Linked DNA regions of Homo sapiens: regions 1, 2, 3, 4, 5 and 7 are each linked to region 6. A link is a loop called in an ENCODE intact Hi-C map of the cell type or tissue named here. Cell type or tissue: IMR-90. All regions are shown on one strand.

Region 1 (4,000 bases), 450 kb after region 6:
TTATACAGGCTTTCCATTTACAAATGATACAAAGTTTCTTTTTAAAATAAATTTATTTGAGTAAAAATTTGAGGACATTTAAAGAAAAATATTAAGTCAATAGTAGTACAGGTGGTAGGACACCAAACAAGCAAACAAAAATCATGAAGGTGTTTTGGGAAACCCCGACTTCATTTCTTGTGTTGGACGCTGGAAAGAGGAGAGTTTAATTCATGGTCATTGATCTCAAGAGCACAGGTCCTTGAATTTGAGAGTGCATGCATTTTACCTTCTAATGGCATTCCTGGTTTTATCATTCCTCTCCTCCTCCACTTTCCCTTCTTCCGTCTTATCTTGCTACCCCTATATTTTTTTCAAGAAAAAAAAATAACCAACAGGGGTGGGGTGCGGTGGGGGATGGCACAATAAGGAATCTTCGAGTAGTAAAAGTGAGCAGGGCTACCCACTGGCCCAGGGAGGTGCGCTAAACTCGCAGAAAGCCCAGAGGGTCTGACTGCCTCTGATCCTAGGAAGTTTTAATTCAAGCTGGGCAGTAACGGGGTTTCTAAAATTGCTTGGATTCTTTGGCCCTCCTGCGTCCCGGCTTCGGGTCAGCATGACAGCGTGAAACGTGTTAGTGAATTAAAGTACTTCGGTGGAAAAGTAAGGCGGAGCTGCCAGAGATGCTCTCCTCCTCCGCCTTTCTGGCTGTGCTGCACCTTGACCTTCAGTCCTCCTCCCTCCTCTTTCCGCCCCCTCGTGATGGGGAAGTTCTTGGGAACCTCACAGAGGCCCGGGGGCGGGGATACCGGACAGGGATGGAGACTGGCCCCGAGATTGGGAGGGGGATGGGCAGCGCTGGAGAATAACGCCCTGGAGACAGGGCAGCGCAGCCCCAGACTCCCTGGAAAACCCAGCAGTCTGGAAAAGCTGGGTTTGGACTCACCCCTCTTTGAAGAGTTCTCAGGAAGTTTGGGGGAGGGGCGAGCCGCGCACCAGTTCTACCGGCATCGGGCGCTGAGGGTGAGAAGGGACCACAAGCAGCAGCAGGTCTCAGTGCTTGTCATATTCCTGCTCACCGGTGGGCTCCGGGCACGCCCGGCAGGGTCCTGGGGGCGCAGGCAAGGGGACGTAGGCAGAGTGCTCCGGCCAGCATGGAGGGACTGGTCTTCCTTAACGCCCTGGCCACTCGGTTGCTGTTCCTGCTGCACTCGCTGGTCGGGGTCTGGCGAGTGACCGAGGTGAAGAAGGAGCCGCGGTACTGGCTGCTTGCGCTGCTCAACCTCTTGCTCTTCCTGGAGACTGCGCTCACCCTCAAGTTCAAGCGCGGCAGAGGCTACAAATGGTGAGAGTGCCCCGGGAAAGCGAGGGCGCACGGGGCCCTAGGGTATTGTCCCCCACCGCACTCGCAGGCCATCTTCCCGCAACCCGCAGATTCTACTCGAATTTGGACCCCGTTTTTCCTCGCTGATCGCTTGGAAGGCGCGAGATGCTTGCGCATCTCTTGGGCACCCCAGGGCCACCCTAGGGTCCCAGTGCAACACTGGGAAGGCTCGATCTGTGAGCCTAGGCAAGAGTCACCCAGTCTCAGGTTTGGAAACTTGGAAGATGAGTAAAGAGAGGAAGCGCTGGTCTATTTTGCTGAATGTGCCCGCAAATAGGGGAGTCTTGGGACAAGGAGGTTGCCATGTAGTGTGCCTTCTGAAACTGGGGTGTGTGAGTGTGCGCGGGTTACTCTGCGTGCGTGCACATGTGGGAATGTCCTTCGCTGGGCATCAGCGACCTTCGCAAGAGCTGAGCACACTGGCCACCCTCCTAAGACGAGAAGACCCTCGCTGCACGTCTGTGGTTTCATCCGCTTCCCTTCCCTCCAGCCGCGCGCGTCGCGCGTTCTCTAGCACAGCGCCAGCTTCAGGTGTCTGGGTTTGCTGGCTTTGGGGCTTGGCTAACGGCCTGCCTATCTTGCAAGGAACGGGTTGTAACGCTGGTGAAGGGACCAGCAGGTAGTGGTTCAGTCTTAACGTCTGTGTGCAATAACTACACGCCACGTGTGGTGCTTATTTCCTCCCCGAAAGGCTTGAATGGCAATCAAATAATTGAGAAAAAGATTCTCTTGCCATTGACGAAGAGCCTCCCCCAACCCCCAGAGGAATCCATCTGGAAGTTCATCCAGAACTTCTCCAAGTTAGGCCTCTTTCTCTTTTAATTCTTTAAATAGGATGTGTTTTCATATATATATATATATATATCAATACATTAAAAATATCTCATGCTATGAGAAAGGAGAAAATGGTATTAGGCAATTTACAATTACATACACAATGGCATTATAGTCATTGTGTTCAAAAAAAATGAAACAACCCCTCTACAGTTTTACATACTAAACTACAAAAGGCTTTGTATTTCCTGACAGTTCACGGAAGAAAACATGTTGCCTCTGAAGATGATGTGAATCTTACTTACATTTTCTACTGTTGAAAAATTTCTAGAATTATCAATGCTGAAATTATTCAAGAACAATCCTAATTTAATACGACCAGGATGGGAATGTGACTACCCCTGGCTCCACCTCCCCACCCCCATGAAGAATTTATTAAGCGTGAGACATTTGAGGTACTTTCCAGTGTGCCTTTTGGAAATCTCAAAGAAAAATGGTGTTAGTTTCCCAAGTAAGCCTCAGGGATAAAGAAACAAAGGGGGAGAAAAGTGTTTGTTCACTCAGCAGGTCATATAACATTGATTTAACTTTGACTGAGTAGGTTTAATAAGCCAGAGTGGAAATATCTTTGGTCACAGAAAGATGAAGTCTGAGGCTGAAAACTGTTCATTGGAAAATAGTCCTGCCACCAACCGCCAGAGTTTCTAGGAGACCTTCAGCCTCAGAAGAGGGGCTGCTCTCCCCCTCCAAGAGTAGACCAGAGGCCTTAACTCGCATTAAGTCAAACATTCCTGTTGTGTGTAAATACTATAGCCAATGGAACTTTACCTTCACGTCTACATCTTTGTTTACTGCTGATTGGTACTGACATGTGACTTACAACCGAGAGAGGAAAAATGGTTGGGATAAAAATGAGTGATGGTCAATAAGTCAAGTTATACAGGGAACTGGGGATATACTAGTGTTTAGAGTACGCACCTCAAAATCAGACAGATAATGGGGTAAAATCTGGGTTTTCCTACTTGCTGTCAGACCTTGAGCAGGCTACTTAATGTCTCAGCCTCAATTTCTTACCTGTGAATACTTACCTCATAGGTGATTAGAGAATTATATAAAATAATATATGTTGACTGGTGATGAATAAGAAAGCAATGATCTTTTCTAAATCCAAAGATTTTTCTTTATTTTCTTCTTATTAAAAATATTATTGTATCAACTAGGCACACTTTATGTCCGCACAAGTCAGACAAATTTACTTGAGTGACTAGCCAATAAACCATTGGTTCCAGGCAAAAACGTCAAAAAAAAAATTCTCACCTTTATTTTGGAAGAACAGACCCATTATATATATTGTGCATTATAACATGAATTCAAGGAAAATCTTGCTGGCATAGTATCTACACTCATATTTGAAAATAAGCAAAGAAAAAAGTTGATTGATTTGACTTAGTATAAAATTTCAGCAACAAATGAGTCTTGGTAAATGGTCTAAATAGGAATATGATTAATAATGCTTTATTCTATTGATGTTACCAAATACAACTGAATATAGACATATGCTCATTTTTGTGGTGGAAAAAGCCCACACACTATTCTGTCATAAATGTGAGAATAAAAAATCAGAACATGGGCTGCTAAAACATGTAGGAAATTATCCTTGAAATAATATGTTAACAATGAAAAAACGTTCAATTTGGGGAACATTCCCTTTCTAGGTGAAGTATTCTGAGTAAAGCAAGGTGTAATTTTTGTTTTTGAGTGTTAAGAAAAAATTTCCATTCGAAAATCTAGGCTGATGGAATTAAATAGAGATGAAGTAAACATTATGGCAACATCTATACCTCTATATAGAAAAATATTAAT
Region 2 (4,000 bases), 630 kb after region 6:
GCCTCATTTATAGTGTATTTTTGGTCTTGATTGTACAAGTATATTGATATTTAATGTTCTTTACCCATGCTTTCAGTAAATTTGGTTGTCTGAAGCTCATATTTTAGTACAGGGATTTTTTAAAACTTTATAATAATCTTTCATGGAACAATACTTTAGTAAAATACAATGAAAACAAATTACTTGAGAAATGATTCATGTACTTGGATGTCATGGCAATGTCAAAGTGCCATAAAAGTTTTGAACACTTGCTCTTAAATCCATTCTTATTTCTTTGTGGTTTGGTAGACTCCTTAAGAAGAGCACATGAGAACAATGTTCTCTGTGTTTTTGCATGTTGACATCAATTGACCATAGGCTTTTTGTACTTAAAGGTCAGTTTGGCTGAACATAAGATTCTTGGCTGACATTTTCTTCTTGTGAGTATCTTAAATATATTACTATAATATTTTTGGCCCTAAAAGTATGTCTGTTAAAAATTCTGATGACAATCTAACTTTCTTTCTACTTATCTTTTTGGTGGGATAGCCTAAAGATATTTATTTTAAAGGATGGTGTTGGCCATTATGGGTCAAATTTCAAGTCCTCTTAATACATAATTTCTAATTGTTTTTATTTTAGGAAAGTTTTCAAATTATAATTTCTCTTCAGAGATTCCTTTTATATAACAGTAGTTACCAAATTTGTTGTATCATGGAAGCAGCAGTCTGGCAAAAACAATGGAGTGTTTCACAGAATAATATTTTTAGATGTATAAAGGAGAACATACAGCATTTCAAAGGAAACTAATTATATTGAAATACAGTTGTCAAAATAATTTAAAATTATGTTGCAGTTATTAACTCTTTATTAACTATTAAGTAATGAGATATAGTTCTTAATTAATGAGATCTAAATATAGTTAACAACTACAAATTGAAAAAAGTGATGAGCATAAATGGTATTTGGAGCTGTTTTTCCAAACTGTAATTTGGCATTTTGACTTTTGTGATCATTTTTGGTGATAAAATCGTAGATACTGTCAGTACTACTGTGGTTTGGTGCATATGTTGATAATTAAAGAAAAACGTTAAATTTCAGCCAGAGGTCAGTAAAAATATATACATAATATATTTCTTAACCAAGTTCATTGCACCACCTAAATTTTACCCATAAACCCTGACATCCATGGACCCTGGGTTAGGAACCCCTGTATTAGACATACGTTGAAATTTCTAAACCATCATTTTCTCTCAGGTGCTTTATTTTTTTAACGCTTTATTTACATCATTTTGATTAAAATTTTTTTTCTTCCTTTCTATGTTCTGTTTCTCTCATTGCACTATTCTGTTTATTTGCTTTTGTGTTCCTCTTGGCTCAACTTCTTTAGTGAAATGATTTTATTTATTTCTAGTTTTTTCTCAACTTATGTAACTCTAATTTTAAATCTTCCTTAATCATCTCATTTCTGAGTTATTCTATTTGTGATTTCTTGTCACAGCTTCTACCATTAGCTTGGTTTATTTTAGCTCATTTTGAAATACCGGGCTTCAGTCTTCATCTGTTTTTGAGGGCATGTCATTCTTTGTGCCTCCCAGGTCATAGGGAATTCATTCTGCTTCTCATTCTTCTGAGACTGCATACTTTTTGCTTTGCTCATGCTTAAGTAAATGAGTTTTTGTGTACTTTTAGGAGGGAGGAAAGGGCGAAGTAACTTTTCTAGACTCATGACTCTAGGACTCCCTCTTCTGTTTCTTACCTTAAAGTAACTTAAATATACATAGGCTTGCATTTTGTGGAATCTCTCTCTTCTATTCCCTAATCCCTTTTCATCTGGAGTTTTCTTTTTTTCTTTTTTATTTTTTTCCTGCTCTTTTTGTCCCTGTTCTTCTCAATGTGAAGCTCATGCTAACAATTTCTCCTGGAAGGGAAGGTTGGCTTGTTATCATCAATGGCTTAGAGGGCCCAGATTATTCCAGCACCATTAGATCCTATCAAACATGGTCCCCTTGCTCTCACCCATGATTCAGAGCCTGCAAGACTCTTACCCAGTTCAGTCGTTTTCCAGTGTATATCTATAAGAAATATGGAATATTCTGGTATCAGAATCCTCACAACCCACATTGTCTTTCTTTTACTTCCTTCTACAGAGATGCTGATACTGCTCATGTCTGATGGCTCTCAGGGCTTTTTTCTAATCCCTTATATTTTGGAGTCTTTGGAAATAGCTTAACATTTAGTTATATATAGAGATAGATAGATAGATAGCAGATATGAATAGATACTGTCTATGGATTTTTTTGAATTTTTTATCATAGTGGCTCTATTGGTTTTATATAGGGCAGTGATTCTCCACTGGGGATAACTTTGTCCCCCAAAGGAATTAACCAATATCAGTGGCAGTTTTGGCTTTCACACTGGAGGAGAGGTAATACTAGCATCTAGTGGACAAAGACCAGGGATGCTATTAAACATGCACAGGACAGTCCTTCACAACTAAAACTTATCCAGTCTAAATGTCAATAGTGGTGAGGTTGAGAAACCCTGGTCTATGGGAATTTGGGGGGATTCAAAAAGTAAGCCACAACTGATACCCTCCCAGCTGCCTCCCAACCTCCTCATCAGTTCTTCATTTAAAAAAATGTATTCACTTCTATCCGTTATTATTAATCCCCTTGTTCAGACCCATGTTTTTTTTGTTTGTTTTTTGTTTTTGTTTTTGTTTTTGTTTTTGTTTTGAGTTGGAGTTTCGCTCTTGTTGCCCAGGCTGGAGTGCAATGGCACCATCTTGGCTCACTGCAACCTCCGCCTCCCAGGTTCAAGCGATTATCCTGCCTCAGCCTCTGCAGTAGTTGGGATTACAGGCATGCACCACCATACCCAGCTAATTTTGTATTTTTAGTAGAGACAGGGTTTCTCCATGTTGGCCAGGTGGGTCTCGAACTCCCGACCTCAGGTGATTCACCCACCTCGGCCTCCCAAAGTGCTGGAATTACAGGCCTGAGCCACTGCGCCAGGGCAGGCCCATGATTTTTTTTCACCTGAGCTATTATGCTACTGTGGCCTGAAGACTGAAGCTGCTCTTGCACTCTTTCCTGTCCAAATCATCTTACCCATGATGCCAGAGTAATTCTCCCAAAGTGCAGCTCACATCATGCCAAACATCTGCTTAAAGAGATTCTGTAACTTGCTAGTACCTTGTAAATAAGGTTTAATCTCATTATCTGGAGATTCAAAATTTTCAGTGCTCTGTCCCAATTTATCTCCCTGAATTTACTCCCTCTATTCCTGATGCATATAACCTGCAATGCAGCCAAGTAGGAATTGCCACTGTTGGACAAAAATGTCTCTTTTTTCTCTATTCTTTGTTAGACAACTTTCTTACTTTGTAGTGCCTTACCATCCCTCCAGCCCCACCCCAAACCTCCCTTTACAAGAAACCTTCTCCCTGTTCCTCTTTTTCTCCCCTGCACACTCCAACCAATAATGCCTCTCCCTCTTGAGTATCTTAGCATTTTTGATACACTTGTCTTATAGCATTTAAATTATTTTTATATATAATATAAAAAATAATAAATATAAATTATATATTTTACATATACAAGTAGGATGTATATGTATCCTAGTATGTTATATTTTTGTGGTGAGAGAAGATTGTGTATTTTTTCCTTTTGGTATGGCATTTTCCACAGCACCTGACTGAAACTATCCCCACAGGACTAACAAGAATTACATGCCAGATTCTGGGCAGAAATATAGTTATAATTAAGCATTAATCTGGTTTGCACTTTGTCCCACTTCTTTGTGGCTAAAATTCAATCTGTAAAAATCACTACAGAACTGCCATCCCCCTTTGCTACCTTTGTCCAGTGTCAAGTCTCTTCCTTCCCTCCCCAGAGATAACCACCATCTTGAACTTACCATTTCCTTGCATGGAATGATTCTGACCATTTGCATCCCCGGTTTTCTTATAGATAGGACTCTGACATTGGAATCATAAGGCTTCTGTTTAATCATTGCT
Region 3 (4,000 bases), 170 kb after region 6:
GTCTAGGAAGAGAGCAAACCAAGTTCTTGATGATACTAAATTAGATTTCTGGAGAGGATGTGTTCTGAGCCCCACACATTCTCTTTTGACTTTGAGCCCTGTGATGCTTACTTACTTTATAAATGGCTTTTGGGGGTTCATCCTGGATTGTTTTGAGGGAAATTTTCTAGCTGGCTCCCAATTTTATTCTCTTGAGACTATTCTAAAGAGGCATCTTAGATATCACCTTCGCTCATTAATGGAACTTTATGTATTCCTGGCCTTGGAAAAATCTCATTCTTCTAAATTCTCTTTTGAACACAGGACAACAAGAATGCGCAGTACTAAGCAAATTTTATTTAACATTTTAAGGTTACTTTTAGGTTAGGTTGAATTTCTCAGTTATGTTTCTTATCTAATCTGGTCTCACAAATTAAGCCATTTTTTACTAAAGGAAATGAACACCATCTTCCACCCTGTTCTGCATTTTCTCATCCTATTTTTGTTCTTGTTTTAAAATTTTATCTAACACTTCTAGTTTGGATGAGCTCACTCACAATCTCTTTGATAATGGCCATTCCTACAGAGAGCGCTCCACTTACTTCTTTAGTTATGAACGTTGCCAGTTAGCTAATGGTCTGTAATTACAGACATTTAAACTTTGAAAAACCAATGTTTTCTCCTTCCCATTTTCAGGAGACAGATTTAAAAAGATTTATGTGAAGAGATAAAAATCCATTGTGTTTCTTGTTGACATAAAATGCTGCGTAAAACTTCCTGGTTTTTCTCTTAAGTCTTTTTAGTGTTTTTTTTTTCCCCCTTCCTACTTCTTGAATAAAGTCTTAATTAGGTTCTATGATTCTTAACACTTGTTTAATATCCCATTGAAGAGTGAAGGTGGGCTTCAGGTTTTCAATAGTTAACAGGCATCCCTGGCAGTCGCAAATTAGAAAAGCTTGGGTGGTGGAGCATTGGGCTGGGGAGGAAAAGAGGAAATGCAAAAGGAAATACCTAATCCATCGATCTGAGAATTTTGTATACACTGAAACTTAATTTTAAAGGTGTACAAATGACAACTGTGTAAAGAAGTCTCAGGGCATATATGAGTGTGCACGTGCCACATATGATAAAATTCACATTTTCATACCCTTGAAACTAAGTGTAAAAAGAGGTTTAGGGCAGAGAGAAAAAACAAATGAACCAAATTATTTTGAAATAAATACGTAATAAGTAGCATTAATTTATCTTCAGAAAAAAAGGTTAACTCTTCAACTGGGGGTAAGCGGGGGGAAGTATAACAGTTTGAAAAAGAATCACTGTTTGCACATTTTTTGATGAATATAAATGAGTGTATAGTCTAAACTTTTGTTGTTATTTTTTCTTTTGGGATTCTACAATATTATAATCTTTATGCTTTTAACAAGAAAACTCTTTTTATTACATAAATCTGTAAATATGTTAGCTGAAGAATTTATCTTCCTAGTTCAGGAACTGATTATGCTCTCTCCTCTTTAACATTCAACTATTTAAGTAAAAATTGAGGTAAAATCCACTAAAATAAAATAAGAAATGTAGATAAAATGCTGACAAGTCTCGGTTTGTATTTTGAACTGCAAATCTTCTGAACTGTGAATGTTTCTTATATTTTGAAAGTAATTTAATGTCTAGTTGCAAAGGAAAAAAATGACAAAACTATATTGAACTTTGGCAATTTTGAATGTGATGACTTTGTCACTTAGTTTGAAAATCATTCTCATGGGCACAAAAATGAAGTTTTAACCAAACCTCCACAGGAGGGCACTATAGTGTGACTCTGGTGTAAGTTGCAGCCACAGCAATTCATTCTGTCCTTCTCCAGCTCTTGATTAAACACCTTAAATAGTGAGTCCTTCTCCTGGATTAGAAAATTCTGGATTTCAAAACTCAAGCTAGGTAGACTTCACATATGGTAAATATTTTTTCTTTGCTAAATTAGGTAGGTAATTTAATCTTTCTTTTGAGGCATGTATTTAACATAAAATCTTATCTCAAAATACAGCAAAAAATGGCAGGATGCATGTTCTGAATGAAATAAACTATAAATAGGTTAAAATTATATAATGCTTTAAAATAACAGAAATAGTTTAGAACATTTGGTTAAGCAATCAAACCCAAAAGACATTACAACAGATAAACGCATGTATTACCTATAAGTGATACTATTTATAAAAAGCATATGTAAATGGTATTAGTTAAACACGGTATATACTACTTGCAATGGTACATCTAGCTAAGTAGATGGTAGATAGTTACATAAATCTTAGTAAATGTAGAAACAGAATCCAAACATAAATATCAAAGCATTTCCAAACTGGTTCACTTGATCCCAATAAAAGCTCTAAAAACATTCACTGTAATGATAAAGATCAAGATTTGGCCAAGATTAAGATTTAATAAGCGTTTCTCATCCTAACTTTCAATTTCACTAGTTTATTTTCAAGTTGTTCTCCAGGAGATAACATATTTTGATATTTTACTAGAGTTTTTAAAATCAATATAAAAGTACTTGTAATCTTGGCAATTGCCATCTGTCTTTGTGAGCCTTGCCTTATTATTTTGAGGACTAACAGAGCCTTGCAAATCCAAGAAAGCTGTACTGAATAGACAGTTTTATTAAATTTGAAAAGTCGCAGGAGCAGTAGTTATAGATACAGATTATATGGTTCTAATAACTGTTTACATAGCAAATCTATTTCCAGTAAGGAAACTTTTCATTTTTCAGTTTTGCCAAAAGGATTTAGGTAATTCCAAGACTGGTAAAAAGTTAAAGTGGGCTATATCAGCAGGGCTTAACTTTTGGGTGGTAGTTGTTGTCTTTACAGTCAACTATTGATAGATTTAATGTTCTGGGAATTTACAATTGAAACAAAATAATGTAACCACATTACAAATCTGACAGCTTTTTGAACCTGCATTCTAGATTAGACATTGATGGCATCATATTTTCCTAGAAATGAAAAGTACTTGCTTAAAGCAAAGGAGTTCTCTAAATTTTTGATGGTTCACACCTGGATTGAATAATTAAATTTGTTAGTAATTAAAATGCTAGTTCATCACTCCCCTGGGGAATCCAGGCAGACTGTATTAATTTAAATATCTTTTCTTTCAGCTCATACAGATCTTTATGCCAATAAAGAATTCAAAAAGTAGATTTAAAGAAAGACTTGGGTAATCTGCTTTCACATAATAAAATTACTTTTAAATATTGTTATATAAAACTGGCAAATTTTATACAGTCTGACAAACAATAGAACCATATATATTCAAAATTCTTTTGCTTTAAAATCTGGAATCTAGTTAATCAGAACATTTTAATTATGAGATTCTTCATTGTTTAGAAATTTTAGAACAGGTAAATTGTAATCAAATGGCTTGATATCAATCACTCAAAATAATGTAACTTCTGGCATCTATATTAAGGGTGAAGCAATTTCTGCTGGATTTTATATGACTTTGAGGTACTAAAAGATCTCCCTTTAAAAAAGAAACTTTCCCCCCCTTCCCTCCCTCCCTCCCTCCTTCCCTTCCTCCCTCTGTCCTCCCTCCCTTCCTCCCTCCCTCCCTTCCATTTTTAATGTTTTTCCAGTCAGAAAATTGTGCCAACAGATTTTTCATAAAATATCACGTCAAAAGCAAATTTAGTTAAGCAAAATGCTCCATTAAGCACTAATCAAAATTTTGCTGCAAAAATCTGTTTAATTTCCAAGTTTGACTCCTTAGAAGTATTTTGAGGGGCAACTGCTGTATTAATCTTAATACAAAAAAAAATGAGAAGGTGAAATATGAGATTTGGTAAATACTGAAAACTTCTACAATGCAAGGGAGATAAAAGGAAGATCCTGGATTTTATGTGGGTTTCATCTTCAGGTGAAGGACTGAAAGAACCATGCCTCCTCAGAGGATTATGTAACAAAACCCAACGAAAACAAGAGCCAGTATGTGTGGAAGCAGCTTCTCCTGATAGCTCAGATGACCATTCCTA
Region 4 (4,000 bases), 280 kb after region 6:
GCTAAACACCAAAAAGATTATGGTAACCCCCCTATATAATTCAAAATAAGAATAATTCATAACACGAAACATTCATGTGTATGCTAGAATTAAAACATTAGCTTATGTTCTGAGTTTTTCTTATGGCTAAGTCCTGGGTAAGTTAATTGAGTATGGGCCTGCATCAGGTTTGAGTAGCTCTTCAGCTGCTGCACCTTGGTGAGGTGCTCCAAGCTAGCTTACTGTCTGAAACAATACTGCACCCAAGGGTGACAGAGCCAGTAAGTGGCAGAGGAAGGATTCAAACTTAGGTCGATCTGACTTTTAATAACATGGCTTTTAATAACATGGCTTTCCCAGTGAGCCATGCCTGGGGTGAGTCTAACTCCTGTGTGTCTGCTCACCTCAGGGGGACCTGCTCATCAGTTAGGAGCAGACAAAGAGGTCTTAACAGAACATCTATGAAGAGGTAAAAGGCTTCCTGGGACTCTCTGTAAAACTTTGTCAAAGGGTTTTTCAGTGACATAAACTTCCTCTTATCTATGTTGTATTGTTACATGAGAAAAGCATGCTGCAGAGAAGTATATATATATATATATATATATATAGCAGGACCCCATTTTCTCCTAACAAAATGCTCCTATATCTACATTTATAGATGCATAGATGCTGTCATGTTTGTGGGGTTACCTTAGGTACTTTGGGGAGAAAAGGATAAAAAAGCTGTGGAAAATGATAGGTTCCTAGTGTGATGTAAACGGAACATATGCAATATATCACAGTCAGGCCTCCGACATTGCCACAAATAGGTCATCTTTGAATGTTCCTATGAACATGGTTTCAAGGTAACGTGGTTAAAAGAGAGCACTGGGCTGGGTGCAGTAGCTCACACCTATAATCCCAGCACTTTGGAAGGCTGATGTGGGTGGATCACCTGAGGTCAGGGGTTCGAGACCAGCCTGACCAGCGTGGTGAAACCCCCATCTCTACTAAAAATACAAAAATTAGCCAGGTGTGGTGGCGCACACTTGTAATCCCAGCTACTCAGGAGGCTGAGGCAGGAGAATTGCTTGAATCTGGGAGGTGGAGGTTGCATTTGTGCTATTGCACTCCAGCCTGGGTGACAAGAGTGAAACTCCTTCTCAAAAAAAAAAAAAAAACAACAACAACACAAAAACCAGCACTGCTTTGTTTAGATGATGGGGATATGGGCAGTTTTGGTCTTGGATTTCTTTGGTTATTTGAGTTTAGTTTTTTCTCTATGATAAAACAACAAAACAAACAAAAAAAGAACTCCCCCAATCTGTGGACACTTAGTTGTGCCTATAGGTGTACAGCCAGCAGTGACACACCTTGCAGCATGAGAGGCAACTTCACCAGGCCTCTCGACTCCTCTCTGTGCTTCTGTATAACCTTTTTTTTCTTTATTTTTATATATAACTTTTTTTAAAGACTGGGTCTCACTATGTTGTCCGACTGGCCTTGAACTCCTGTGTTCAAATGATCCTCCGGCCTCAGTCTCCCTCCCAGCAAGTGACTAGAGCTACATGTGCACATTACTGCACCCCGCTCCCCTCTGTGCTTCTAAAGGGGGGCCACCCTCTCTGTTCTCATGGGCCACATGCTGGCATTGACTGAAAGTCCCTAACCACGCACCCCTCCCTGCAGTCAACAGTAACAAACATAGAGGGAGCCCTCTGGGAAGTTGGTAAACAGCAATGCGCATGACCTGTCTAAAGGGGCAGGAGAGACTCCTCTCTTGGAGGCTGTTGCCTTTCAGGATGGTGAGCCCAGTATCTTCAGATCTTCCAGTTCTTCTCAAAAAGTACAAAATTCAGATTAGAGGTGAGCACTCTTTGTTTTTAATGAGTGGCACTGAATCGGATCTGACAAGATGCTATGCAAGCCAAATTGGATACATTTGCAATCACATGCCATTGTGCCTTGAAGGGGAAAGGGCCTAGTTCAATCCTTTAACAAGAGCTCAGGAAAGTTCAAGTTTATGGTTTTTGGATGGGGTGCCATTTAATGTGGGTGAAGTGGTGGAGTGTGGTCGTTAGGTTGGGGAAAACAGAGCATATATAAGAGATTTCACAAAGTCACACACTGGGGAAGAAGGGTACCTGTGGTCCCATAAAAAGACATTGTTGATTCTTTTTGCTGATTTTTCAGTTTTGCTAAGTATCTATCTTTTTCCAGTTATCTTTTCTGTCTTAGACCAATTGTGAAAGTTGAACTCTGAAGCTCAAACTCTAAGAGTGTCATGCTACTTCCATAAGGAGGGAAGACATTCTCTCTCCAATACACACACACACACACACACACACACACACACAGAGCCCACACAGCCCACACAGCCCACACAGCCCAAGCATGAAGAAACGTGAAATGTTGTTTTTCTCTTTTGATTACTTAAGAGTCAGGGGTAGGAAAGAACTGAAGTAAATACTATAGTGCGTCATCGCATGTTCTGAATTCCAGCATAATTCAAACACCTCCCACTAAGATGTGTCATTCTGCCTCTAGGCAGGACTGTTCTTAAATTGTGCTTGACATATTTAAATTGTCCTTGACCTGTGGTGTTCATTAAGCCCTCCTGGGAATTAAGTGTCCTTAGAAATTCTCAGAAAGTATCTCTCTAGAAAATGAAATTCTCTATCTCCATCAAAAAGATAAAGGTATTGCCTTCACTCTGCTGTATCTTAAAGGGGAAAAAAATGTAGGTTATCATGTAGACAGTAGAATTAAGTCAGTGCCAGCAAGTATTCAAGAGGTATGCCTTATATAGCTCATGACTTAATATCGGCAAAAGCCTCCTCCCCAGTCTGTCTTCAGAAAGGAGGCACAAGAATTCTGGAACATCATAGTTATTAATTTTTAAACAGTGCTGGAAAACTACTGCTTTTAAAACATGGAAATATTAAGAATTGTTCTGTGCCCAAAACAGATATTCTTATTTTAGAAAGTGCTTCTTCACCAACTATCATAACATTCTTTTGCAAAGAGCTAGTTAAAAAGGAGTAAAATATTTTCTGCATTGCAAGTCTGTCTTCTCTGTTCTGTTTCAAGCCAATAACTCATTTTATGCAGGCACAAACCAAGAATTTTGAAATTTCTGAGTCATCATCAGAATAGCATATTCTCCATGATCCTGAAGACACGTTTCTTGATAACACTTTGATTACTATATCCCTAGATGGATATCTCTGGTACATTGTCTGTCTAGCAGTCATATATTCCCACCTATTTGTCTTGGTAATTTCAGGCTCCAGAAGAACATATGGGCCATATTCACAACTTCTACCATTTTCAGTGTTTATCTTTATTCCGTCAAATTTCCTAAGAGTTCTTTCCATTTCCCTTCTGTCTCTCTGTTCTCTTCATTTTTTTTTTCTGAGTGTGCTGATCAGTAATTCATTTTTGTAGAGCTCCAGTTTAAAAGTTTGTGGGATAGGGAAGTTCAGTGTTAAGAAAATGGCAGATCCATAGGCTAAGGTTTTAGTCCTTGCTCTGTCATTGTTTAACATTAATAATTCTTATAGGTCATTTAGCATTCATATGTCTTAGATTCACCATTTACCAAATGCAGTGACAGCAGTTTCCTCCTACCAGCTTAGCAGGACTATAGTGGCAATGAATAAAGTACATGAATTACTTTGAGATTCTTTAGAAAAATCTTGAGTTCTTGACCTTACTCTGCCAACAACTCTGTTTGCAGCCTGTGGAAGTTGCTTTGACTGTTCTTTGCTTTGGCTTCTCCATCTGAACAATCTGAGGGATAATTACTTAATCTACTTTACAGAGATGCCTGAGTCTCCATAGGCAATTGTGATACTTTGAAAATAATTTAAGGCAGTATGGTCCAGCTTCTGGAATAGAAAGAATAGTGCACTATGGCTATCAATGGCCTGTTATGTGTAGACACTTGCGCTTTATGTTAATTACATGATCTCTCATAACCTTTTACCATCTCTGCCACGTGTTTATAATAACCTCTATTTTTCATGCAGATGAGAAAACA
Region 5 (4,000 bases), 760 kb after region 6:
TAAAAAATTAAATACAGCAGACAGAGTATGTGTGTGTGTCAAACATCATATGCTTCTTATGTGATACAATGACAAAAATAGAGCATCATCTATAAAAAGTGTTTTCAAAAAAATTGAACATGAATAAAATCAAGCATCTAGATATAACTTTCAGTTTGCAAGAAATACACAAAAGATAGATGACCATACCAAATGCCATCACAAGGATGTAATAGGCTGACTCGAGAGTGCAGGATATTCTATGAAACAAAAGATCCAGCTTCTTCAAGCAAAGAAATAGCATTTTTAAAAAGAGAGAAGAAAACTATTACACCTTAGAAGAGTTTTATAAAACCCATCCTCCAAAAGCAATTTGAATCCTAATTCAAATAAACCAATTGAAAAAGAAAAGATATTTATGGAGCAGTAAGAAAAAAGTTGAATACTGACAGCATATTAGATTATATTAAAAATAATGTTAATTTTTAAGATATTAAGAATGGTTAAAAATAGTGTTCTTGTCTCTTAGAGATACATACATCAATATATAGGGGTGGAGTTATATCATGTCTAGTATTTACTTCAAAATCATCCAGTAGAGTAAGGCAGAGGTGAGAAGGTACAGATGAAACAGGGCTGGCCATACATTGATAATAGTTAAAGCTGTGTCATATGCTCATCAAGGTATATCATACTATTCTCTCTAACTTTGTATAGGTTCAAAAACCTCCATAATAAATTTTAAAGCAGTTGATAAAAAATAAACTTTCCATGAGGTTCACTAAAGTTCATGGAAAAGCAACTTTCTTCTTGTACCATCAAGATGAAAGTGACCAGTGTGGAGGTTCACATCTGTAATCCCAGCAATTTGGAAGGCTGAGGTGGGAGGATCCCGTGAGGCCAGAAGTTTGAGAACAGCCTGGGCAACATAGCAAGATCTCATCTCCACCAAAAGATTAAAATTAAAATTAAAAAATTTTCTGGGTGTGCTGGCATGCACCTTGTAGTCCCAGCTCCTAGGGAGGCTGAGGTGGGGGCATTGCTTGAGCTCAGGAGTTCAAAGCTGCAGTGAGCTATGGTCATGCCACTGCACTCCATCTTGGGTGATAGAGCAAGACCCTGTCTAAAAAAAAAAAAAAAAAAAAAGTTGAGGGGGAATTCAACTTAGGCCTTTAAATCTTTAAGAGAATTTGACAAAACAGTGATTCTCTTCTCTTTTTCTAATCCCTAAATACTGCCTGCTTTGTCAAGTGTTCAAGGGCAACTCTTCACTGATTAAAGGGGGGAAAAAGCAATTGAGCCTCAAGAAGCAATTGTTCAAATTATTTATGTCATCAGCTTGATCACAGTCTTCTGAGTGCCAGTGAGCTCAAGATCCGTACTGTTACTCTTAACTTCCCCCTGAAATAGCTAAAATGCTAGAATTCTGTATCTGATCCACCTCCTTCCTCTGCCCCCAGCAGCCTCTAGAGTCTTTGCTCTATAGAAACTTAATGCTCAATGTTTCTACACTGCGACACTGATAAAGTATGGAATTCATTAGAATTACAGAACCTCGAAATCCATACATGATAATTTTTTTAAATGTCTGAATATATCATGCGTTAGACAGTGACACCTATTGGTGAAATGTAGTGTTTTCAACCAGAACTGCTGAACATTGTACTACAAAACCTCTGGAAGTCAGACACAATGGAAAACAGCCAGACTGAACTGGGCGAAATCCATGGTAGGAGAACATCACTTTTACACGCTTTTGCCTCATTCAAATACTCTAGGTAATTTGACTTAGACACAAAGTGAGTTCGTCTATGTCTTTACAGACAATATTTTTGTTTACTGTAGCAAATATTCAGCTTATACTGTAGTGATTTGCCTTAAATTGCAATTAATTCTTTTCTTAATTGAAGTTTTAAAAATTCTCAATGTCACTTTGTTCCCCTAAGTGGACAAAAATTGTATGACCCTATCTTGATTGATTTTTTTCTTAAGTGACACTATCTGAAAGCTCACAGATTGCAAATCTGGAATCCAAGTTAATGAAAAAAATTTTTTTTCTATGCTCAAATTAGGCAAAAGATAAGGAGATTAAATTTGGCATTGTAAATATGGAAACTAGGGACTTCTAAGTATGAAATAAATACTTCTTACTTCTACCAAGGGTAGAAAGAAAGGAAGGATCCATTATTAAAAAATCAGATTGTAAGAACAAAAACAAGGAAAATGAGGAAAGTCAAATCCCATTCAATTCTCTAAAACACCCAGCATGCCACAGGAGCAGCCTACAACTCCTCCTCTTGCTCATCAAAAGTCCTCACCTCACTCATTAGAAAGATCTGTATAGCTTATGAAAATAATTTATATAACTTAGAATCATTTGTAAACACATAACATTATTATATTTAAAATATAAATATATTTATATTCATATAAGTATATATTAAATGTATTTATATTATAAAATTATATTATAAAATAACTTTAATAATAAAACCAATGGGAAAGTTAGACTCTAAGTAATTTATTTTACAGCTCAACATCAATACATTGCATGGTGAGAGATACCTGAAGCTAGAAGTACCCTTGAATCCTGTCTTCTGCCTGATATAAAATAATTTTCACTCTCAAATTGCCCATTCATTTCCTTGCACCTACTTGATTTTATCATAATGGCTGGTATGAGGTTTTTTCCCTGCTTGGTTCTGAATTCATCCTCCTCTGTGCTTCCCTCTTAATCATTTCTCCTCTTTAGAATCCTGGCCTCCTTCCCTGAGTGACACTATGAAGTCAGCCTTGACTTCAGTAAGGCACAAAGGAGCACTAACATGTTATTTTCCTCTGCTGGCTCTCTCATCTCCCCGCCCCTCTCCTTCCTGTTTTAATCAATTCCTGCAGAGTACTTCGAGGAATCCATTCTCAGGCCCTAAAGTCCCTGCGTGGCCAAGTTGCTCACTGGTACGGGGAGCTGAAGGTAACAAGGATAGGCTTCACTTCTCTGAGAGCAAGAAGGGAGCCTGTATATTCATTGCAGAGAATGCGGCAATTGCATCAATTTTGTGGCAAGAAATTCGACACTGCAAAAAACGGGGACTGGAAGGGTTGGGCCTAAGGGGAAAAAAAGGGAAAAGAAGAAAAAGGAAGAAAGAAAGGGAGGAAAGGAGAAGAGAGAAAGAAAGAAAGGAGGGAGAGAAGAAGATTAAAGTAAAAGAGAAAGAGAGAGAAAGAAAAAGAAAGGAAGAAGGAAAGGAAGGAAGGGAGGGAGGAAGGAAGGGAGAGAGGAACAAAGCAAGGAAAAGAAAAGAAAAAGAAGCCCTCTGAAATGATTCATACTCTGCTAATCTTTCCAAAGGAAGAAAAACCTGTTAATGACAGATTAGGACAGCAGTCTTGTAGTTAATTTTTATTTTCTATTACCATCATCAAAATATGTTTAAGGAGGGCCCTTGCCAAATTAAAATCAAGAAAGATTGGCCATCTGTGAAAGTTAAAGGAACATGGAAAGAGTCGGAGAACAGAGGAACAACTCAGGGTATAAAGAAGCATTTCTTTAATTCATGATTGTTTTTTGGGTTGTCCTTGTTTAACATAGGCATGCAGGGTAGAAGAATTTGGAATCTTTAAATAAATAAAACATTGCAATCATGCTGAGTTATTCAAGTCATTCACTCAGGGAGTTGGCCCCAAGAGAGTTAATTAGAATCTCTTGGGGATGAGCAGGTTCCATTTGCTGTAGAAGCCAAGTGAAGCCTGAGAGGAAGCAGTTGTTGGAAAAGTTAGAGCAAGGCTGATGGTTCACGAAGACAAATTAGAGCCTGAGAGAGCTTGGTGAACTGATGCAGATGCTGGAGGAGCAGAATCTTAGTGAACAGGTTCAATGTTTTATTTAAGCATACTGACGCTGGTTACCAAAAGCTGAGGCCCTATTAGCTGGAAGGGTTCAAGGCTGTAATTCTCTTGGTAGCAAAATAGGAATAAGTCAGTGGTTCTCAAAGTCTGGTCCCAAGACCAGCAGCATCAGAAT
Region 6 (4,000 bases):
CACAGAGAGTTTAGAACTTGCCCAAGATAACACAGCTAGACTGAGACTGTTTAAATATTTAAAATTCAGACTCCTGGACCCAACTCTAGAGATTCTATTTGAGGAGACTTCAATAGGGGCCCCAGAACATGGATTTTTAGCATTTTTTAATTCAGTAGTGAGGCTGGTGATAACTGAATCACTTTTAGAAATCTGGAATGCATGCTAGAATCTGTAACATCCAGGTATGCCTGATCTTGACTCCTGGACATCATTAGCTTAGCCATCCACAAGCACAGTTGGAGGTGACCAGCAAACCTTCTTATAAAATCCCAGCGATGGCTGGTCAGGCTGAAATCCAAGCTTGCATATCCACCCATTTTAAGAGGGTATACTGCCAATAGATTAAGCACTTGGCAATTGGAAAATGAATGTAATCAGAAGTTATCCAGTAACAGAACCAATTACCCGCCTACTTTGCCATTTTCCTCCTCTGAAGAGCTAGTGGCTGAATGTGGCAATTCTAAGTAATTACTAAAGACACTTAACTCCTTGCACATGGCCCTGCTATTCATTTTCATGGTAATTTAAGATGGTATCATTTTTAGGTCCAAGAACCTCCACACAGACACAAGTTTTTTTTTTATTGTTTATAAAATTAAGAATATCTAGAACAAAGGTCACTATAATCATAATTATTTTCTATTTATTTAAGTACTTTATAGTATATAAAGCTCTTTTGCCTATAAATCCTCTTGATCTTCACCAACAATCTATAGTCATCCCTACTTTGTTCCCATTTTGCAGCTGAAGAAACTGAGGTTCCAAGTACTTATGGTTGTTCAAGATTAAGCAAATAGCAAGCTGCAGAATCAAAATGTGACTTTCTTGAATGCTTTTCCTCAACACCAGTTGCGAACACTGGAAGTATTATATATGAAGGCATTGGTGTATATAAGCATATAAATCATCACCATCATCATTAAAATGAATAGTAAGTTGTTAATGCTCATTAATAACTATTAAAATATAACTGTTATCATTATATACCACTGATTAGAATTAGCTTAACTTTACAGGATAAGGATAGTTTTGCTACCTAGACATCTGGTGACCTTTGGCAAAACTGATTAACTAGTTACAATTCTAAAATGTCTGAGGGACTGTTCACATTAGTACACACTTCTAGAATGTAATATGATGAATTCAAGCTCTGCTTTCAAGGGTAGGTTTCACTGGGGAGAAAAGATAACCTTGAATTTCAAGGAGGCCTGGGTTCTAGCCTGGTGACCTTTGACAAACCACATAACCTTTCCGAGTCTATGTCCCCATCTGTAAAATGGGTGTACAAAGTCCTGCCTTATCCAGCCTCCCACAATTTATTACAAAAATCATGAGAAAATATTCCAAAAAAAAAAAAACCCTCTGCAAATCACAGCAAACCACACAGGGACGCTATTTCTAATCTTGCACAATGATCATTTTTCTGCTTTTAGAACTGACGTCTTTACATTTCAAGAAATCATAAAAAGGCAGAATGATTCTCTTAAACCAAAAAAAGCATACTGAGTCCTGGCTGTCCTTTCGAAATGGATGCTGATGTCAGCTCAATCAAGAAATTATTAATCTCCATTTGGTTACTTAAAATAAACTGTACTGGCTGATTAAATGTGCTGAACATTTTCTCCAAGTAACAGTGCATATCACCAAGAAACCTTTCTCTTTCAGTTACACATTGCAAATGGCAAATGCATCATTCAAAACTATTTAAAATCAATAATAAAAATCATTTAAATGTATATAAACAAGTTAATGGAATAAGTGAAAACAAAGCAAATTTCTTAATGAGAGGGCCCTGTTGCCCCCTCTAGGTGCCAGCAGTAAATGCTGGTTTCTGTAAGGCTCTCCTCCAGAGAAGACTGCTGCTGCTATTCTGCTAATGAATGACTAACTTAGGCCAGGGGGGAAATGACATCACCAGGGTGGAAAACCGATCTGCATTGGGAAACTTTCTACCTGCTTTACATTTGTCATAATTATTTTGCACAATGCAGTCTGCATTTGCATAATTTTGAGGCGTGTCATTATCTCAATTGAAAATTGTTTTAATATGGCTGAATAATTCACAATGACATCAGCCAAAGTCCTAATGAAATATACAAGTATAATCATACAGCTAATTACCAGCCGTGTTAGCATTAAAAAACAAATCATGCATAATATTAGACGATGTATATGCAGCTGAGGATTATAAATAGAGCCATCTCCCTCCGCAAACCCCCTAGAGTTTACTTTTAAATGGCAAGATTAATTTTCTCAGGTATGGCTCATATAGCAGTGACGAAATGCACAGATCATTACAATGGTTCCCTTTCAATTCCCCATAATGAACAATTAAAAAGAAATCGTGTATTTAAAAATATATCTATTCACTGTCAACACTTCTAGCAGATGCAACGTTTGGCAAATATAGCCTTTATTCTTAAATCAGAATTCACCATTTAATTACACCAACAAAAATTAAAACTGTACCAAGTGGGGTCAACTCAGGGTCTTTAAAAAACATCCCAATTTCAATTCCCCGCCCCCCAAAAAAGAGTGACCACAAAATATCCCATAAAACACTGAATAATTTCCTCCTGGACTTAGTCAGAAGTCTGTTAAGCACCAGTTCTTTTCTGGATATTTAATCCTTCCCTTTTCCAGATCACAGGCCATGTTGAAGTAATAAATTTGAAAAGCAAATAATAAGAAATCAGGAGGGGGAGAGGGAGGGGGAGGAAGACAGCTGCGCAGGAAAGTTGGGTCGGGGGAGGGGGCCGAGCCAGACCTTGGGAGGGGGAAAGAGCTCAACCTGTTGGTAGGTTGCAGGATTTTTCACAGTATTTCCAAACAACACCTTTTTAAAATTGCAGGCGGACGTCGGGAAATATGAACATTTAAAAACCAAAGCTGGCCGGGGAGGGTGGAGGGGGGAGGTGAGCGGGGAGGTGGGAGGGGCTTATTTCCGAAAAGGCAGATTCGAGGGCGAACGTTTCGACGAACTCCAGTAATTAACCGGCATAGACCACTGACGAGTAATTCGATCCTGGGGAGAGGGAGTGAACTAGCAATGCCAAAAGTACTATCAACTCGATCAAACCGAGGAATTCTGGAAGGACTGGCAGCTCCGAGCCCCGGGATGAGTTAAACGGGAAACCATTCATTTAACAAAAAGATCCTTAGATCCTTACACCTACCTCGAAAGCTCGAGAGCCTGGCACAGCACTAGCTGCCCTCAAAAGTCTGTTTGATTACCCTGCTCTCGCTTTGGCAACACAAAGCCTCGCCAGGCGGCAGTGCGCCCTCCCTCCCCGCTGCGCCGTGGGCACAGACTCCCCAAAATAGTTCCCCTCGGTAGGTACCACGGCGCTGAGGTCGGTCAGCTGAGGAGGGGAGCCCGCAGAACTGCGGTCACACATGAAATGACAGAGCCGAAGGGAGGCGGCCGCCCCGGCGCCCAGTGACAGCGGGCTCACCTCCGGCGTCCTCCCGGGAGCGCGGCGAGCGCCCCCGCGGCCGCCCAGAAACGTGCCGGGGAGGCTCTGTCCCCTCCCCGCCCTCCCCGGGAGCGCCGTCTGGGCACGGAGAACGCTGGACCCGCAGGGCCAGTGGGCGAGCACACACCCCTCTGCCCTCCCCTCCCCCGCCCCCGTCCCACACACCCCCAAAGATCGCGCAGGAGGACGTCCACTTTGCGTGGAGTAATTGCAAACTAGAACATCAAATGGCTTGTCCGGGGGGAGGGGGAGTGGGCGAGAGATAGTTGTTAATGCTTAACGTGTTTGTGCCTGTTACACCACCGCTTTGAAATCCGCCCGGGCAGATCTGCAAGTTATTTGAATGTATTATTCCAGTACCTGTCATTTATCACTTTATTCAACACGTCTTTGCCAACTCAATAGCTTTTGATCTCATTCTGCCTCCATTTCGTAATTTCCGCCCTCTTAAACATATCAAATACTTACTTTGAAAAAAGAAC
Region 7 (4,000 bases), 110 kb after region 6:
ACTGATATAAAAGACACATGACTCCTGTGTGTGTTTAACCTCACACAATGAGTATAAGGAAGCTTAGTGGGTAAATAGACATCAGAAAGCTCAAGCATGTTTTTCTCAAGTGACCCAATTATACAGAGCCAGTCATCTTTCCTTAATCATGCAGGATTTATGAATCTACATAATAGTTTTAGTTCTTGACGTGTGCCTTGGAGTTGTAGATGACTTTAAATTTACTATTTTACCTATATTATTACATTTGATCCTTATAACAACATTATGAGAGACCCCCAGAGGATTCAAGTAACCTGTTTAAGATTACATTGTAAGTGGAATAAGAATAGTTTTTGCCCTTAAGAATGTTTATATTAATAAACTATTTGAGTTTATACAAGTCTTTCTGTTCCTCTAAAATACTATACTGTTTCTTGATTTGGGAGACATTGCTTGTGCTGTTTCCTTTGCTTGAACTACCTAACTTCTCTCTTTGATTAGACAAACTCTTACCCATTTTTCAAACCTCAACTTCAAGTTCATTTCCTCTAGAAGCATTTCCTGATCTCCCAAGGCTGGGCTAGGATTCCTTTCTCTGTGTTTGGTAACACCCTTAAAATTATGTAAATAAATTCATCACAGTGTCTGCCACCTAATGATAAATATTAGTTGTGATGTCATTCCTTATCCTATCTTTTATCATACTTTATACATCTTGCTTGCCATTGTATCCCCAGTAACTAGGTCTGGGGAGGTGCACAATAGTTGTTGAATGAATGAGCAATGCACTATGAGTCTTCTAGTTGATGTAGTCTTGGGTCTTTGAACTGAAGAGCAAATGCCGGAGATGGCACTGAGATTGTCTAGAGAATTTTAGGCATTTCCAAGTCTAATCCACAGACTGCCATCTGAGTGTTGGTAGCTAAAATGGTTATCTGTTGTTTGTCTGCCCAACACCCTTTTCCCTTATTTTGCCATCACTCTCTCACTTTTCCTTTGGGGACTGTCCCCTTCCTCTCTTTTGATCAGTGCTGTTCAGGTGGGGCTTCCAACACCTCTTGAACAGGAATAGGTCTAATAAGCACATTCCATCCCCTAGGTGCAGTGTAAAACTTATGGATGGCATTCAACCCAAACTGGGCTGATGCGCGTAACCCTTGGACTTCTGCTGAAACTTTTAGAGGAGAGGATCTGTTTTTTTTCTTTCTAAGATTGCAAGCAACAGAAACAAGCCTGGAACTACAGGTTCTTTGGGAATTTGTGAAGAGATCAGTGAATCCAACACAGAACATCCAGAGCCAGGAGATGGTGATAGAGTGAAGGCATAATGAAGACATCATTTGAGTATCTGGGATTCAGTAGTACCTGAAGCAAGATTGAATTTCCAAGTTTATGAACTGATAGGTTCCCTTTCTGGTTGCAACTAGTTTGAGTTGCATTTTTGTCAGTCACCAATAGCTGATAGTGTTCTGACTAACTCAGTTGGAAACAAAATATCATGGTATTTTTATTATTGTCATTAGGGCTTTTTGTCCCTTTGTGGATTTGCCTTATGCTTTCACTTTTTCATATGTGTTTTGCATCCATGCAACTTGTCTTAAATAGTTAATCATGAACCAAGTAAGCAAGCATATTTTTGACTTACTTTTCCCAAGTCCAGTGTCATGTGACAGGCTCATTGGATGTCCCCCAGTTCATATTTGAGCTGAGTACATGCTTGGGATTCTTTTTCTGGGAATGGTTATGACTTTACCCAGATTCATCTTTCACCCTCTCACACTCTGCCTGTTGGACTCCTGGGGTAAACTGTGGGAGAGTGAATTCGCTGGGATCTCGGAGGGTGACCTGTGATCTCAGAGTAATGTAAGCAAACTCCTGAGCCTGTGGTGTCAGAGCCTCAGAGCTGAACCTAACTGAGCTTTGCATCCAGATCTGGGCAGACAAGGCCTTCAAACTCTCTTTGGAGAAACTTCATGCCCCCTTAGGGAGGTGCAGAATCAAAAGGAATTGCAGCCTATTTGGTTTTCATGGTTGGTGGACACTGGTCTCTAAGTGCTATGGTGACTTCATGCATGGGCTTCTTTGTCCTATGAACTGAAGGATGGATACATCCCTTTTTGCCACAAGCCCTCTATGAAATGGCAATGAAGCTCCCTATGGTGCTTGTTTACCATAATCAATAGATGAATCAATTGCTTTCTATACCTGATTCAAGGAAGTAATTAAAGCAGGGAGGCAGAGGTATCATTAATAGAAGTTCAGTCCTCGCTATTTGCCAAAATCTATTTCTGGAAACTAGATCATTGAATGCATCAGAGTATAATGGATAATATATTCCCATTCAAACAGTGTTATATTTGGGAATTGTGTTCCCAAACAAGGCCACAGCTTCACATAACTCAGAGGTGACCTTTCATTGTCCTGAAATCCAAGATACAAACTGCAAAGTCTTAAGATAATGAGATTAGGATCTAATTACTATTAAATTGCAAAAATGTAAAATGACAAGTTTAAAATGGAATTATATGTTCCATACCTATTGTTTATATAAGGGCCTGTATTATCCATGAACTATTCATATATCATTAAAAAATGTATTTGACTATCACAATTTAAACAAAAGGGCAAGGTACTAATTATAAAAAGTATCCTTACTTTAAAAGTAAATTAATATTACTTGTCTTCTTAGGATTTTGAAGGGTTTTTAGGAGGATAATTTAGATGGCTTAGATCTCTTTAAATGACCGCTGCGCTGGCCTTCTCTTTTACATTTCCCTACAGTAAGCACCGGTATGCTAGTCTATTGTGGAACCAACTGTGCTAGAAAATATGTGTTTGTAATGATGGCAATGATAGTAATTTAGTGGTGTTATATTCTCTGAATCTGGTAAAGACATGGAGGAGTAATATTCAAGTCATCATCTATATAATAGAGTAAAATTTCATTTAAAAAGGCATAAAATTATCCATGAGGTGAAACCCATTTTTGCCGTGAACCACATTTATTATTAAGGGTAAAATCTGCTTCTCTTCTTCAGGAGGCTGAAGTAGGCAGTTTAGCACTCACTTCCATGTGGCATATTAAGCAAGGATATTTTGCACTTTCTTCTCATTGTAAACATTCTTTATTTGCTCTTTTCCTGTGATGTCCTAATAATAAGATTTGACTTTAGGCACATGGGCAGGGTGAGGACCTAAAAGTCCTGAGCTAAGGCATAGGCTCCAGCTAACTCTATCAGAGAGCTCTACCTAAAGGCCTGGGACACAAACACAGCTGACAATGACGTATTATTTGCCTTCTTTTTGTCAGGATTTCTTTTGCATATGACTTCCCAAGAAATTTCCTAGGAACCTAGGTCCCTGGGTCTCCAGGACACCATCATTTCCATTCCATCAGTACTTTATAGGATTCCTACTAGAAACAAAAAAGAAAAAAAGTTTTCTGCTTAGCCCCAGTTAACCTGAAAATTCAATTAAACAGCATCCTCCAAACACTACAGTTCATTGACGATTAACTATGCACGTTCTTGGAAAGGCCAAACTAGATGAAACTGACATTTTGAGAACTGTATTTTGCACTGAAATAGAAATTGAAGTAGGAATATGTTTTTCCTTGCTTGTTTTGATAGCATTTTACTGATGGGAAGTTTGGGGAGGCCTGAGGGGGCAAATATTGAGCTTTTGATTTATTATCAGTGAACATTTGCTCCAAATTGTACCCCATTGCTTCATTTACAAGTGATGTTTATCTTTTTGCTTTGGAATTTTATTGGTGCTTTCTCTCTTGCTTCCCTAGAAGATCGTTGGATATATAAGGGCTACAGTCACTGAGGTTAGTGTTGTGTTCTGCATTGGAGGAATTTTCTTGACTTTATCCCAGAATTAGTGGATCCATTCTACTTGGTGACACACTCCTGCCAGAGCAACTGGCAGATGGTCTAGTGTGGAGGATTGCATTGGAATGGGGAAGATGCTGGTAGGAGAGTGAGTCCCATTTATTTAAAGCCATAATCCTCCA

Evidence for each region. A loop is a pair of places that touch in the nucleus more often than their neighbours do. Peaks named below come from ENCODE experiments on the same cell type or tissue, not always from the same donor. Only the 100,000 strongest peaks of a DNase experiment are listed, where the experiment ranks them.
Region 1: it touches region 6 in a loop (3-fold over the local background); 2 of 110 quality-filtered maps call a loop at or near these places.
Region 2: it touches region 6 in a loop (2.3-fold over the local background); 4 of 110 quality-filtered maps call a loop at or near these places.
Region 3: a loop joins it to region 6, with 3 times the contacts of the local background. A loop is called at or near these places in 5 of 110 quality-filtered maps.
Region 4: a loop joins it to region 6, with 2.9 times the contacts of the local background. A loop is called at or near these places in 8 of 110 quality-filtered maps.
Region 5: a loop joins it to region 6, with 5 times the contacts of the local background. A loop is called at or near these places in 2 of 110 quality-filtered maps.
Region 7: it touches region 6 in a loop (2.6-fold over the local background); 3 of 110 quality-filtered maps call a loop at or near these places.

Annotation. Positions count from the first base shown.
Region 1 is chr10:61,450,215-61,454,214 of GRCh38, reverse strand. TMEM26 (transmembrane protein 26) reads left to right here and starts at 834. Exons shown (of 6, transcript NM_178505.8): 1 at 834-1,324. The coding sequence starts at 1,134. It overlaps TMEM26-AS1 (TMEM26 antisense RNA 1), which reads right to left and starts at 1,576. Exons shown (of 6, transcript NR_120643.1): 1 at 926-1,576. RefSeq lists a silencer at 1,750-2,044. In IMR-90, no CTCF peak of the experiment used is centred here; no DNase peak of the experiment used is centred here; H3K4me3 peaks cover 1,217 bases; H3K27ac peaks cover 823 bases; H3K27me3 peaks cover 324 bases.
Region 2 is chr10:61,269,284-61,273,283 of GRCh38, reverse strand. No RefSeq gene overlaps it. Among named protein-coding and RNA genes, the nearest start is that of TMEM26-AS1, 180 kb to the left of the region's middle. In IMR-90, a CTCF peak has its summit at 1,712; a DNase peak (open chromatin) is centred at 1,653; H3K27ac peaks cover 210 bases.
Region 3 is chr10:61,731,312-61,735,311 of GRCh38, reverse strand. All of the region lies in intron 5 of CABCOCO1 (ciliary associated calcium binding coiled-coil 1), which reads right to left. Among named protein-coding and RNA genes, the nearest start is that of CABCOCO1, 70 kb to the right of the region's middle. In IMR-90, a CTCF peak has its summit at 1,781 (motif pointing right); a DNase peak (open chromatin) is centred at 1,791.
Region 4 is chr10:61,627,465-61,631,464 of GRCh38, reverse strand. No RefSeq gene overlaps it. Among named protein-coding and RNA genes, the nearest start is that of CABCOCO1, 33 kb to the left of the region's middle. In IMR-90, no CTCF peak of the experiment used is centred here; DNase peaks (open chromatin) are centred at 2,414 and 3,084; H3K27ac peaks cover 2,380 bases.
Region 5 is chr10:61,138,575-61,142,574 of GRCh38, reverse strand. No RefSeq gene overlaps it. Among named protein-coding and RNA genes, the nearest start is that of LINC00845, 120 kb to the right of the region's middle. In IMR-90, a CTCF peak has its summit at 1,616 (motif pointing left); a DNase peak (open chromatin) is centred at 1,604.
Region 6 is chr10:61,902,846-61,906,845 of GRCh38, reverse strand. The region is part of intron 2 of ARID5B (AT-rich interaction domain 5B); the gene reads right to left. Among named protein-coding and RNA genes, the nearest start is that of ARID5B, 3.1 kb to the right of the region's middle. RefSeq lists a silencer at 3,396-3,715. In IMR-90, CTCF peaks have their summits at 1,414, 1,865 and 3,258; a DNase peak (open chromatin) is centred at 1,935; H3K4me3 peaks cover 2,138 bases; H3K27ac peaks cover 2,089 bases.
Region 7 is chr10:61,789,139-61,793,138 of GRCh38, reverse strand. All of the region lies in intron 3 of LINC02625 (long intergenic non-protein coding RNA 2625), which reads left to right. Among named protein-coding and RNA genes, the nearest start is that of LINC02625, 77 kb to the left of the region's middle. In IMR-90, no CTCF peak of the experiment used is centred here; a DNase peak (open chromatin) is centred at 1,768; H3K27ac peaks cover 1,409 bases.